Regions from separate parts of the Homo sapiens genome. Here all the other regions are linked to region 1. The links are chromatin contacts, found by Hi-C or POLR2A ChIA-PET in ENCODE. All regions are on one chromosome and are shown on one strand. The core of a region is the stretch at or near the end of the contact, and the rest is flanking DNA. Distances in the headings are between cores, read along the strand shown.

Region 1 (2,700 bases), core at 29-2,528:
TCCAGAACCCAATAAGCTTTGAAGACCGGAAGGTTTGTGTTTTGTTTTGTTTTTATAAGTTTGTGGCAGAATTTTGGCAGTGAGACTTGCCCTGTCCAATGGGGGGCTAGTTTTGGTCTTCACTGATCCCTCTGAGTGTGAATTTTCTTACGTTTCTCTGCAGTCTTGTTGATGTCTTTGATTAAGGGCTGCTACTCTGGGTTGTACCAGAATATATGGTGTATGCATCTTACTACGTTTCTAATGTCCAAAAATGCTGAATTCTGAATCATGGCCCCAAGGGTTTTCAGAGAGAAGTTGTGAACCTGTAGGAGCTTTTCTTGGTAAATGGTAGCAAAAACTGTATCAGAGTGAGACATGGTGAACAAAAGCAAAATGCAGTTCCTGTTAAGAGGCTAATGTTCAGGTAGGGAAGGAAATGTGCTGAGTGGTGATGGGAATTGGGGGTCATCATGGGTGGGGGGTAGGGCGTCACCCAGCGGCTGCCCTGGGCCATGGGCTGGGTATAGGCACAGGAAAGTGGTTGTGGGTGTTTCACACTGGTTTGTGCCAGTTCTTGCTCTGCATTGTGTCCGTGGGTTCAGGGATGGGTCTCCTGCGGAAAGGAGGGACTGGGGGCCGCACCCATGCAGAGGAGAGCCGGGTTGGTCAGAGGAAGTAGATTTGGCAAGCTCCACCTCAACTAGAAGACAAAAGCAGGATCTGAGTGGGAGCCTGGGCTTCTTCAGCAAGTGGGCACCAGCCCTGGAGCTGTAGGAGAGGGTCCGATGCGGACAGTGGAGACACTGTGCATTTCTGCAGCTTTTGTAACTTCCCTGTGTTTGCGATGGCTTGTGTCACCCCGCTCTCTTTCCACATACTGATTAGCATTCAGCCCTTCTAAATGACCAGCACTGTCCCAAGAAAGGGCTGTTAGGGGAGAGCGTGGACACACAGTCTCCCAAGTCCCATCTCATTATAGGTACCTGGGCCAGGGTCCCCAGGTGTGGGAGAGTGGAGTCTTGACCAATATGGGGATGAATCAGTTGGCACGAGGCGGGCTGGCCCTGCTCTAGCTCAGTCTGAGATGGTGGAGCGTGGAATCATATGGTGTGTGTTTTAGGCATGTCATTTCCCCGGGCAGGTAAGACATAAATATAGTAAGGTAGGTCTTTTCTAGTAGTATTGAGAGTGTCCTACTGGGGCAAAGATGGAGACTAAATTTCCCTTTTTCTTTAAGAGTCAGTTTCTGTTCAGCCTGAGTTAATATCCCACAGCGGAAGCCTCCTTAGCAAATTTCAAAAAACCCTGCAGTCTCAACTGCCACTTATGCTGAGCACAGGAAATCAAGTTATTTATAGTTGCAGAACGGTGTTTCAGCGAAGTTGATTGGAGAGTTACCTGATTATAGTGAGATTCTTATCCAATCCCTACAGAATTGTGAGACTAAATGTTGGTGCAGCATGTTTGGTCCTCAAAAGGCAATGTCCAAGAGGAACTTCTTATCCCCGAAAAATCAGGCTGTGTGACTCAGCAAAGGAATTGTTTATGACTGGTTACTCATATGCCAGTGCTTCCAGAATATCTGCTCGTATTTAAAGGAGTGATCTTGAAGCCCCAGAGGCCATAATGTTTAGATTACCAACCTCTTCACCAATCAGTAAGTCCATTACATCTCACTACGTGTTAGACATGGGACAGGAGAAGAGGATTTTTATTACCTCACTGTTATTACTGGAGGCCGCCCAAATTTGTTTTTTGTTTTTTTTTTTTAAATAAAGAAGCTTGTTTTCATGGAATGGACTTACTAGAACTTTTATTATTCAGACTACCTAGATAAAATTAAGTAAATTCGTTTCTTTCTCCCAAATTAAATATTTTGACTACATGCAAGATTTAATCATTCAAAATTGCCATGTATTTGATTATAGACCAGTAGTATAATCCCCCTGCCCCAGGCCAGATTCCAAAACAATAAACCAAAACACACACACACCTGGCAACAGAAATTATATGTATTCCGAGACTCATTCATTCATTTTGGAAAGGGCCAGTGTTTCCAGTGGTTTCTCCTTGGGATTGTAACTTTACAACTTTAAAACTAGGTAAGTAGTTTTCCCTTGAATCTAAAGTATAACTACTTTGTAGTAGAGAAGTAATTTATCTTAAATCACTATAATGAAGATTTACTCTTAATTTTAACCAAAATGTTTCATTTATTTGTGTAATGAAGATGATCAAAGCAACGCCACCTGTGATCCTTCTGTCTTTTTTACTGTATGTGGCACGTGGCTGTGTGATTTTCCTAGGGAAAGGAGTGGGCTTTCCCTGTGGGTTGAGAACCTCTGTCCCCCTCCTCTGAAGTTTCCCCAGTTTTTCCTGCTTCTCTGCTAGGTGGGTGCCTTAGCATGCTTGTCTTCTCATCGTGCTTCTAAACTTCTCTGAACCGGATTTATACTCTTAGGTCAGTAGCTGTCAAAGAAGACACTAAGTAGTGAAAGTAGCTAATATTTACCAAACCCCTGCTGCGCCCACCTGGTGTTTTATGTGAAGGTCTTCTCTAACCCTTGCTGTAACCTCATGGGGAGCAGATCGTTTTCTCTCAGTTTTTCAGATAAAGAGGAAACTGAGGCTCAGAAAGGTCAGGGACTTTCCAAGCCCTCACAGCTAGTCAGCAGTGGAGCCAGTTCAGACCCAGGCCTGCTGACTCGGAACTGGTAC
Region 2 (2,700 bases), core at 140-2,639, 1.1 Mb before region 1:
GAGCTCAGGGCAGGCTGGAGAGATGCCTGAAGGCCTGAGTCGATGGGAATAGGGACGAGCAGATGTTGAAGACGAAGGCAGAATGAAGACGGTCCCCGGGATTCTGGGCTGAGCCCCTGGATGGATGGTGGTCTTGTAACCGAGCTGAGGGAATAAAAGGAAAAGTGGGGTCAGGGGGATAATGACTGGCTCAGACCAGGAATTCGAGGTACCAGGTTTTGTGCTTGGGAGAGAGATGTGGGCTAGATTTGGGAGAAAGTAGAGACACGGAGTGCAGGCAATTGTTTTAGAATCTTAGAAAGTATAACATAATATAGAAGACAGAATATGGAGTTTGTTGGTTTGCTTTTAATTGGGGACACTTGGATATATTTGTAGAAAACTCAGGCCACTAGTTTTCACTCCAAAGAGGAGAACTCTGGTCCACAGGTGGTGGCTGGCAACCAGGGCAGAGCAGAGGTGGGGAAGACACATGGCCCCCAAGGAGCCTGATATCTTGGGGCTGCCGGGCATGCTTGTTCACTATAGTCACTCAGGGTATTCGCCTTCACTGCCCTTGGATTCTGTGGGACACCCCGGGTCCTTTCTGTGCCTTCGTCATCTTTAGAAGCTTCCATGTGGCTGGGAGGGCTTCTGTTTCTAGCAACTGAAGGATGTGAGACAAACGCCCTGACTTCCAGGGGCTCTGTCGCCCAAGGGAGTTTGAGAGTTCGTGCCTGGTGGGCTCACTCACGGGTCTGAAATGCCCCCTCTGCTGGGATCCAGAGCCCTCCTTCTGTCACCCTGCCTAAGAAGACAACACCCAGGCTTTCCGCTTCATTTACCGTCTCAAAGTCACATCACGTAGAAACTCAGGGTTTCTATTTGACATTTCTTCCGCATTTGTGCAGATGTCTGTAGGAAAGACACATGCTACACCCCAGGATCTGGGAGCCAGAGTGCCACAGGCAGCCAATCAATGTTTAGACGATGATGTTCAAGGTATGGCAAGAAGAGTGCACAAAATATTAGGGCTCCGGGGAAGAATGAGTGTATCAAATCGTCAATAAAAGTGTGGCAGACGGACAAAATCAACTTTCAGTGCTGCACTTTACAACTTGGTTATGAAACACTACGATTTCATGGTATATGACACGGAATCTCTTCTATCTGGGGATGTAAAATAAAACCCCTGGGAATATACTTTACAGTTCTTATGGGGAGAGCTCACTGTGTTTTCCAAGCCAAATAAATTTATATTATTAGAAAGAGAAGTCATGTTTATTTATTAAATTATTTGCCTGGTTTAGTGTATCATTGTTGAATTTCACACACCGAAAACATACGGCGTAATGAGAATTGAAAAGCCCCAACTTTAAAGTCTGCGAGAAAGGAAATGAAGTTGTGGACAGCTGTTCTCTGTTTCTCAGCACGACTACAAAGGAGGGGCCACGTTTCACCACTGTAAGTTTTGCTTCCTTTTCAGAGACTCATTGCATGTATTCCTGGAGAAAATACAGGACCACGTTTTGTGAGTTGTGAAGCACCAACGATGCGATGTTTTGCTCCCGTACCAGAATTTTCTTTCTAACGATTCTTGGTCCCAGGAGAAGCTAGATAATTAGCTAAGTTTGTTGAATTTGTGATAGGAAGATGATTTTTTACATCGTTGTAGGCACAATGGGTACTTTGATGACAGGTGTGCCCCTGGGGGAAAAGGACCTCTTTGAGGCCTCCTTCTGGAAGGACGGCTTCTCAGGGCCCACTCACTGACACACACCTCTTGACTTCAGTGATCAATGAAGTTCCCCCTCTGTCTCTCTGAGTCCATCTCTCTCCACAAGGGCAGGGCTAGTTCACATTGTGATTTTTACTACATAGATACTTTTCCACTATAAATTTAATAAAATTTGTTGTCAGTTTTTGGTGGTTATAATGATAAATTAAATTTACAGGTATCAGAGTGTGCTCTGAGATTTAAATTGTAACATCCAAAGATGAGCAGACAGCCAGTCACCGTGGAGAGGGCGCTCAGGCCTGCCAGACGTGACCACCCTCCTGCCTGAAGCTTTACTCACTACAGGAAGAGAGGGTTGGAGAACCTGGGCAGCAGAGAGTGCGCAGAGCACCAGAGGCAAACAGATGTGGGCAGTGCCATCCAGACCCTGCCTGGGGATGGGGAGCCTCGTTCAGGGGACTGGGCGACCCAGCCCACTGGCAGGAAGGGCAAGGAGGCTGTGTTTCCTGTGACCGTTATGCAGGAGGCTCACTTAGCCCACTTCCTTTGCTCTGAATCCACCCCAGTGAAAGCATGTTCTCACTATGTTTTGGCTTCTCTCTAAGAGCTGCCTACAGGGAGAGAAAGGGGCTGGCCTTGGAGGTGGTTGTTCCCACTGTAAATCAATGCAGCATTGGCCCTGTGACTTTTGTCTTCCCCTGAACAGTACATCCTCTCTTGTCGGGCTTCAGCAGCATTGACTCTAGAGTCAGAGAGTTGGAGGTTGGTGGAGACTTCTTATTCCACCTGTCTTAGATGGCATCCATCACCCCTGTCCATAGACACACATTGTCATGATGACAGGTGGTTGTGAGACCTCAGCAATAATGATTCTAGAAACTGCAGAAAACCTAGTACAGTGTGAAGAAGGAAATAAAAGTTGCCCAGAGCCTCTTTATAGAGAGCTAATGACTGTTTACAAATATTATTCTTGTTTTTTTCTT
Region 3 (2,700 bases), core at 86-2,585, 1.6 Mb after region 1:
TCGAAGCCCACCCTGAGGACCCCCGCCCATCCCAGCCCCTTGCACATCAGCCGCCCCGAAGCCCGCCCAGTCCCCTGCCTGGAGATCACCCCTTCTCTTCACAACAGGCAGCAGGTGAACAGCTTCCCCCTCGGAGCTGCCCCATGGGCCTCACTGCACAGGTGTGGAGGCGTCCACGTCTACACCACCAGGAACCCCCAGGCAGGGCAGCTCTTGGCACTGATGCCCAACGGGTATTGCTAGGCCCGCACGGAGCTGCTGTCAAGGACAGGGGCAAGGGCAGGGAAGTGAGGCTCTACACACAGCAGCATCTTCATGCCTTGCCTGAGAGTATGTTCTAGAAGGACACGGGAGAGAAGAATAAACAGGGTCAGGACAGTCAGGAAAGGCCTCCAAGTTGGAGGTGTTAACCACATCTGAAGGGGTTCCTGAGAGACACGGGGGCACCGACGGGGGGACAGAGCCCAGTGCTGCTGTCCTGGGCATGCAGAGCAAGCCGCCTGCCTGGCCCCAGCTGTCCGACTCGGCTGAGCCTCGCCTCCTGCTGCTCGATCTAAGCTGGCTGCCCAGTGACGCCACTCTGCCCCTTCTCTGCAGAGGGGAAGCTCCGTGAAGGCAGAGCCCTGTCTGGCCACTGCTCCCCTCAGTCTGAAAGGAAGGGTACGTGGGCACCTCTGAGAGCCAGTGGCTTACTCAGGGCACACAGGACCTTTGGGGTGGGGGCCATCCTCGAGCGGGGGCTCAATGACTGAAAACAAAAGGGGGAAGACACAGCCCTGGAAAGGAGGGGGCTGACTTTCCCAGGCCAGGCGGGGAGCTCGTGGGGAGACGGGCTCTGGCCTCAGCCTAAGGTCACACCCCAAAGGCCATCCCAGACACCGGAGTTCCTGCCGCTCGGGGACTCCCAGCAGGCACAGGCTTCACCTCTTTCTGCTCGGGCCGCCCCAGCCTCCACTGCGGAGGAGCAGATGCGCCTGCCAGGTTCCATTCAGCTTCGGTTTGCAAATGGAAGCACAGGCATTTCCAAATGCAGCTCACATTTGTGAGTGTGGCAAAAGAGCGAAAGACCGTGGGGGCAGGAAACTGGATTTTGTTTGGTTGGTTTCTAAATGTCTGTTAAGAATGTGCTAATGTAAGACTACACATGAAGGTCGCTGGGCAGATGCAGCGGTTTATCTTGGAAAAAGAAGTGTGGCTGCCCACGGCTCTGACAGGACAGCCAACCACATGCGACCAGAGGGAGATGGCTTGGGTGAGCCGAGGCCCTCCTGATCCTAAGTGGCCAACAGGGTGCTTTGAGTGATGCTCCCTAGGGCTCGCAGCCTGAACCTGCAGAGGTTGAGGAAGCTGATGCAACAGTCGAAGAATAGATCAGCCTTCCTGGGTAGAAGCCAAGGTCTCTAGAAGCCCCGTCCTGTCTGCAGCATTTCTTGGGGGGAGGCTCTTCTGAAAGCCATGCCTTGCGGCAGGTCCCAGGGTGTAAACACTGTGCAGGGGGGACACCTGGCCCACTGCTGCCCCGTCGGAGGGTCCTGCCCCTTCCTTCCTACTCGGTGTTCCGGGGACCTGAAGGCCCCCATATGCTGCTGGAGGTGTGGCAATGGGCTTTCTTTTTTCCATGAGCTGGAAGCTGCCTCTCAGAACTGTCCAGCTTCAGAGAACCCTGAAGATGGACTCTCCTGCCCCTCCCCCTGCAGAGCAGGGCAGGCCCAATGCGGGCTGAAGTGGACAGGGGTGCAGAGCCTGACAGGGGCTGGAGAGTGGGGGATGGGGGCCAAAGAGCCAGGGGCCAGCCCTGGGGCTCTCCCACCTCCCTTGAACCACTGTGAACCCGCCCCAGGGGAGGACTTGCTGCTCCAGGTCACCCTTAACCCCCAAGTGACAAGCAGGGCTCCCACATGTGTGCCAACCCCAGGATGGGTCCAGCACACTCAGGAAAAATCACAGCCTCTGACAGTACTCCAGAGGCATCACAGATGAAGTCATAAAACCCTCCCCTTCAAACGTGTGACTTCTCAGCAAACACCGCCACAGACTTTCGTATCAGGAAGTCAATCTTAGCCCAGCAATGGGTGTGGTTTCAAAATAAATCACTCCTCCAGAGAAGCCAAGGCCTCCCACTCAGAAACAGCACTTCCAAAATCAAAGAAAAACCCCACTGTTAGTGGCCTCCCAGCACCACCCCTCTGTGCTTTCTGGGCACTGCATGTGGGACAGGTGAAGAGCCCTCCTGGGGGGAGGTGCGGTGGGGCGGGAACCCAGGCCCTCCCTTTGCCCCTGACTCTCCTGCTCCGCAGAGCCTTGAGGCACAAAGGACAGAGCAGGAACACGAGGTGATGCCAATGCTCACCAGGCCACAGCGCCGGCACCAACACAGGCACCCCACAAAGACACAGCCACCAGGCTGGGTGCAGGCTCAAGGTCAGCCAGCTCTGCAGGATCCCAAACAACAGTGTCAGAGACACCAGGCTTCTTGGAACTTCCAAACACCATTTTAAGGTTATGCATGAGCTCAAGCATTCTGCTAGGTCCTGGGGGTGAATGGGAATGCGGGAACCATGCCATGGGCTGGCTGGTGCTGAGTGGGCAGTGCCCCGATCAGGCTGGAGTACTGACCTCCTGGGCCTGGTGGGATGAGGTGAGGCCAAAGCGAGCTGCCTGTCCATCCTCATACACCAACCGTATGGCAGGAGCGTGGCC

Evidence for each region. Hi-C counts contacts between places; a loop is a spot of excess contacts on that map. ChIA-PET counts read pairs that join two places held with the same protein, here RNA polymerase II (POLR2A). Pooled maps may share reads with other maps.
Region 2: a map of GM12878 shows a loop between it and region 1 (4-fold over the local background). The contact joins two enhancer-like sites. A Hi-C loop is called at or near these places in 2 of 168 maps with a recorded cell type or tissue (GM12878 and naive thymus-derived CD4-positive, alpha-beta T cell), 22 of 37 single-sample maps with no recorded cell type and 11 of 50 pooled maps.
Region 3: a map with no recorded cell type shows a loop between it and region 1 (5-fold over the local background). The contact joins two enhancer-like sites. A Hi-C loop is called at or near these places in 1 of 37 single-sample maps with no recorded cell type and 4 of 50 pooled maps. POLR2A ChIA-PET finds 5 or more read pairs at or near these places in 1 of 52 experiments (activated T-cell).

Annotation. Positions count from the first base shown.
Region 1 is chr2:237,694,018-237,696,717 of GRCh38, forward strand. All of the region lies in intron 1 of LRRFIP1 (LRR binding FLII interacting protein 1), which reads left to right. Among named protein-coding and RNA genes, the nearest start is that of LRRFIP1, 68 kb to the left of the region's middle. RefSeq lists an enhancer at 565-744. Within about 2 kb of position 1,279, at least 23 of the 41 ENCODE cell types and tissues checked have a DNase peak (open chromatin) inside an H3K27ac peak, as active enhancers do; they include GM12878, where a contact is called at or near this core.
Region 2 is chr2:236,544,567-236,547,266 of GRCh38, forward strand. It overlaps a transcript of ACKR3 not described here. Among named protein-coding and RNA genes, the nearest start is that of ACKR3, 24 kb to the right of the region's middle. RefSeq lists enhancers at 557-686, 1,807-1,856. Within about 2 kb of position 1,390, at least 7 of the 41 ENCODE cell types and tissues checked have a DNase peak (open chromatin) inside an H3K27ac peak, as active enhancers do; they include GM12878, where a contact is called at or near this core.
Region 3 is chr2:239,263,301-239,266,000 of GRCh38, forward strand. The region is part of intron 2 of HDAC4 (histone deacetylase 4); the gene reads right to left. Among named protein-coding and RNA genes, the nearest start is that of MIR4269, 41 kb to the right of the region's middle. RefSeq lists enhancers at 803-1,470, 1,901-2,000. Within about 2 kb of position 1,336, at least 16 of the 41 ENCODE cell types and tissues checked have a DNase peak (open chromatin) inside an H3K27ac peak, as active enhancers do.